2 separate regions of the Homo sapiens genome follow, and region 1 is linked to region 2. Evidence: chromatin loops called from intact Hi-C (ENCODE). Cell type or tissue: dorsolateral prefrontal cortex. All regions are shown on one strand.

Evidence for each region. Hi-C counts contacts between places; a loop is a spot of excess contacts. Peaks named below come from ENCODE experiments on the same cell type or tissue, not always from the same donor. Only the 100,000 strongest peaks of a DNase experiment are listed, where the experiment ranks them.
Region 1: a loop joins it to region 2, with 2.1 times the contacts of the local background. A loop is called at or near these places in 5 of 110 quality-filtered maps.

What each region holds. Positions count from the first base shown.
Region 1 is chr9:8,783,839-8,786,338 of GRCh38, forward strand. All of the region lies in intron 11 of PTPRD (protein tyrosine phosphatase receptor type D), which reads right to left. Among named protein-coding and RNA genes, the nearest start is that of PTPRD-AS1, 73 kb to the right of the region's middle. In dorsolateral prefrontal cortex, no CTCF peak of the experiment used is centred here; no DNase peak of the experiment used is centred here; H3K4me3 peaks cover 1,026 bases; H3K27ac peaks cover 2,190 bases.
Region 2 is chr9:8,844,372-8,846,871 of GRCh38, forward strand. The region is part of intron 11 of PTPRD (protein tyrosine phosphatase receptor type D); the gene reads right to left. Among named protein-coding and RNA genes, the nearest start is that of PTPRD-AS1, 12 kb to the right of the region's middle. In dorsolateral prefrontal cortex, no CTCF peak of the experiment used is centred here; a DNase peak (open chromatin) is centred at 1,190; H3K4me3 peaks cover 1,741 bases; H3K27ac peaks cover 2,500 bases.

The sequences.
Region 1 (2,500 bases), 61 kb before region 2:
TCCAAAAAAGAAAAATAAAAAACTTGAGCATCGAGACACTCAATATTTACGCTACCCCTTCAGTGCTATACATCCTAACACAGCTTAAAGTTTTTATTTTACTCACAAGTCCTGCTGCTTTGGTAATTCACGAAAGGGTTGTGCGCCTGACCTCTAATGATAATTCGTCATATATCCTCATGCTTTCTTATTGGAGCTGTGAAACAATGAATTAGCAACAAATCCTCCACTCTTTGCCCCTTCAGCCCTTGGAGTTTAACTCCTCTCACATTACAGTATTTATTGAATTTCCCAGCCAAACGGTGTTGTGCTCCATAAAATTCTGACAAGTGGACTCTGCCAAGCTAATAATGGCTTCATTCTGCTGAAATAAACTTATTTCACTGTGGCAAACAAAACGACATGACCTGGAAAGGTTATTTTTAACTGGGTAATGACTCAGTCCCAACCAAGCTTTTCTCTCAAGGTTCCCAGTTTTAAATAAATTTCATTTCTTAAACGTAAATGCATGCTATTACGTGTGTTCTTGTCTGTCAATCTTTCACAATGAAGTAAAGGCAGATATTTTCATTGCTTAAGGTGTATGATTCTCTTTATTCAATAACTTGGTCGGCTTATCAAACTATTCCCAAGGATCCTGGCATAGAGAAGCCACCCAGAGAACCTGAAAGACAAGGCTACATAAAGAAGCAAAATCCTTTTAAACAGAATCTGGTTTTATTGCATTTTTCTTTTAATTAAACAGCGTCAGAACCTTTCCAATTCGGCAAAACTTTTAAGAGTGTGCCTCTGAGAAAGAGCTCTTATCTCATGTTTTTAAAGCGTGAATAAATTTTGCTAAGTTTGCTTAGCCTGCTTACCAAATAAAGATATGCCAGGACAAATTTCTCTACATCCACATTAGTTAACATCCCCCCTGTATCTTAAACTCTCCATACCAAAAATGTCTGCTACTAAAAAGTTTGAAAAGCAGAAACACGCGTTTTTCTCTATACTGCCTCCATATCTTACAGTTATCATTTACATCTTTTTATCTTGCACTGCGAGCCCCTCAAAAACAAACAAATGAACAAACAGAAACAACTTCCATGATAAGGTCAAATTTTCTTCAAGTTTCAAATGATCAGGGACTCCGAGAGCACCATTACAACAGCTGGGATCTTGTACCAACATGCTGCACCCTGCCAGTCCTGCCTTCTGAGACTAATAAAAGAGAAAACCCTTGACAGCTAACAGCTGGGCTCCTTATGAAGCTGTTCAATAGAAACAACAAGGCCTCCCACAGCCCACCAAAAATCAGGACTTGGTGTATAGACACAAATATGTACAAGAAAAGAAATTTGGTAAGAGGGAACACATATTTAAAAGAGACTGAAACAAGGAGATGATGAAGAATAACAGGGGAAAAAAACACTAATCAATGAAAGAGAAACCCAGTCATACCGGCATAACTATTGAAGATGTTAAGAGTTAGTGCAAAAGGAATTACCCATGGTTTTAATCTGGCTGGAGTAGGGGACTTGTATTACATATGATTAGCTACAAAGGCAAAAGAACAAGAACCTTTTCAGTAAATTCACATAGTCATGGTTCTGTCCAAACCACAATACAAAATCCTGAATATCCTTTTGATGACCTATAGTGTGTATTCACACTTGCAGTAAAAGAAACTAATGTGAATCGCCTTACTATTGCTTCCTGCCAGCCCCTCTGCCTCCATATTAAAGACCATCAGCTAGGCTGTGGCTACCAGCTACAACTCCTCAGTCAAAGCCATGTCACAGAATTACTGCCAGTCGGCTTAACAAATAAAGTACAAAAATAAAAGCACACTGAAGCCATATAAAAGTACTGTGGCTAAACAAGGAGTGGTTATGCTGGCCATTGAGTAAAAATATCTGTAATTCCTTCAAGTTCAGTAAGTTAAAGTAAAGCTTCAAACTAGGGTAGCTGAGGTTATAGTCAATATACAGATAATACAAATAGAAACTAGCAAAAGCATAAGGAACACAAAAACTCTCCTGTAATGTATTACAGATGGTTTTTAAAAGTTTCTATGGCTACTAGTAAGGAAACAAAAGCAAAATCTTTTTCCTTTATAATGTGCACTTTAGATGGCCCAACAGAATCACTTCCAATTGCTACAGATAGATAACAAACACCAGACAGGCAGTCTGAGAAGCCGCTTAATTTGTTGTGTGTGTGTGTGTGTGTGTGTGTGTGTGTGTGTGTACCTCATACACATTGTTCACCGCTAGTGGCAATTCAGATACTGACCCAGAATATGAACAAGGTAGGGTGGGAGGGATTCAGCATTACTATGGAAAATGGCCATGGAACCATTCATAAATTAACGACTCAGAGATAATTGAACTTGTTCCTGTGTTAACTATGAGTTTCATTTTGTTAAACAGTCAACACTGAAATTGTTTTAATCCTATAAATTCAACTAAAACAATTACTGAAGTGTGTTCAATGCCGTGGTTATTTCTATTTTTGC
Region 2 (2,500 bases):
CTTAATATATTTTAAAAAATTGTTAATCACATTTACATTCCTTTTACTAAGCATATTTTTTATTTAATATGAACAATAGTCACTGAGCAGTTTGGTATACTTTTTAAAGGTTTCTATCATTTTTAAAAGCCTTGAAATAAAATATCACTCAAAATGAGGCCAAGATTATGCATATTTTAAAAAATTTCTCATAGAAACTAACCATCTGTACAATAATCCATTGTCTGCTCTACCAAGGTGATTTATTAAGGATAATGAAGCATATGATTTAATAGCTGCCACAAATCCTTTTTCAAGGAAGATGGGTATAAATAATACAAAAAGATGGTCCAATAATAGCCAAATCCCAAGCTAAGAGCTATTCTATATGCTAGGTCACAGGAAATTACATGAGCTCAATTAACTGTGGAGCAAAGTGAAGTGTGGCTAGGCAGCTAAGGCTCTAACCCCCATCTCCTACTTTGGTAGTTGGTGTTATTATTTAATGAAACCAGTAAGCTCTACTATCATGGTGGAATTTGAGTAGCTTTTTTCCACATGACAACATAAAGCTCTCCAATTAAAAATGGACATTACCGGCACAAGTTTTCTAAAATCTTAAAAATCCAGATCTCTAAAATTTGTCAGTGCAAATTATACTTGCACTGACAAGTATAATAGTGCTTTACTCAGCCTTATATTCCCACAGTACTTTGCATTTAGCATAGTTTAATGTCTGGTGCTTTAAAGAATGGATGTATAAATGGGAACACAAGTGAGTGAGTGAATAAAATGAGGTCTCTAAAATCCTTGCAGGAAAAAAAAACAAAAACAAAAAAAAACACACAATTCTGTGTTCCTCTGAGACCTGGTCCTAACAGTTAACACCACTTATACTTTTGAAAAAGTTTGCAAGGCCAGTTGTCAAGAGGTTATCTCCTTTGATGGCAAAGCTTTCCTTCAGTCAGTGTCCTATAAAGAAAAAAAGTCGCCAAATCGTACATGTCATTTGAATACAGTATTTAAATATTAGCTCTTGGTTGCAACCTGACATACTCCTCTCCTGGCTAGCTCTGGCGATATTCAAGACTTTACAAGGCCCTGTGAAATCAGTGAGGCAAATTTCTAACAATAGGAAATACAAGCCATCAAATATGCCAGCTGTTTGGCATGAAAGACAGCCTGGCTGTGCCTTACAGGCATGGCACAGCCATTCACTGATAAGCTGGCACAGCCAATCCTGTCCCATGCCACCCAGCAAGTACATCAAAAACAAGATTAGATACTGCAAATCCTAGTGTCTAAGTAACACTGGGTTTCAGAAAATGTCCACAGCTCAACATAAACAAGAGGCCCATGTGTGAGACATACGTCACTTTCCCCCAAAAAAAGTGTGTGCTTCACCAGGCACATTTACCACCAGCATATTTTCCCACTGCAGTTCCTACGGCTCTTGCTCTTGTGAGTCTGGCTTGCCAGAACCGAGATCAATTTTATTAGATACCATTAGTCTCTGTTAGGGCGGTCATTTGAATAACAACAGATTGGCAAGTATAAAACCAAGGCACCTGTTGTACATTTGGCAGCCTGGATGAGGCCCCTTAAAACGAAAACAAATAAGAACTATAATCATGCCAGGCAATTGCTTTTGGTTCAATAATGGCCATGTGTCAGAATTAAGTGCATCTGGGAATTGCTACCACAGCCAGATGTAAAGGCAGATTTGTCTTGTCTAGTGGCATATGAGTAGATACACACACTCTACTGAGATTTGGCTTTGTCCTGGTTTGGTAAGGAACTAGGTAAATGAAACTTCACTCAAAATAATATAAAATTAAAATTAATTACAGAGGAGCAATAGACAATACCATCGTAAACTGTAGAACCTAAACAGATGGGTTGTAAGATTTGGGCCGTGAACTAATTCACCTCTGAGTTTTCTGGGCACACTAATTTGTTTACAGAATACTCAACGATAACATCCCAATATTACTATTGCACCGAGCCAGGCCATGTAGTAGGAGCTGGAGATGTCACTGGGAATAAGACATGGACATTGGCTTCCAGGTACTCCTAATAAAACAGAGTAAAAATAAGCAATTACAATGCATTATGATAGACACTATATGTAGAATTTATTCGGTATTCTTTTAGTGCCCAGAGAAAGGTACCCAGACTTGGGAGGAGGGAAATTTTCTAGGAAGAGTTGTCAGCTAAGCTATGCCCTGAAGGAAGAAAAAAATCAGGCAAAAATGGAAGGGTTGGGGACATTCCAAATGGAAGAGAGAGAGCATGCTCAAAATTACAGTAGAAAGAGTCAATGTGGTACATCTGGGAAACAGCAAATACTTTAGTATGGCTCAAGTGTGTGTGTGTTAGGGATGGAAGGAGTGGGGAAGAGAAAATGAATATGAGTATGGCAAGGTGGCAAGAGACAAAGCAGAGGAAAGGACATCAAAGGCCAGGTGCCTTTTGGTAAGGAATATTTCATGCTTTTTACAGACAGAAACAGGGAGCCACT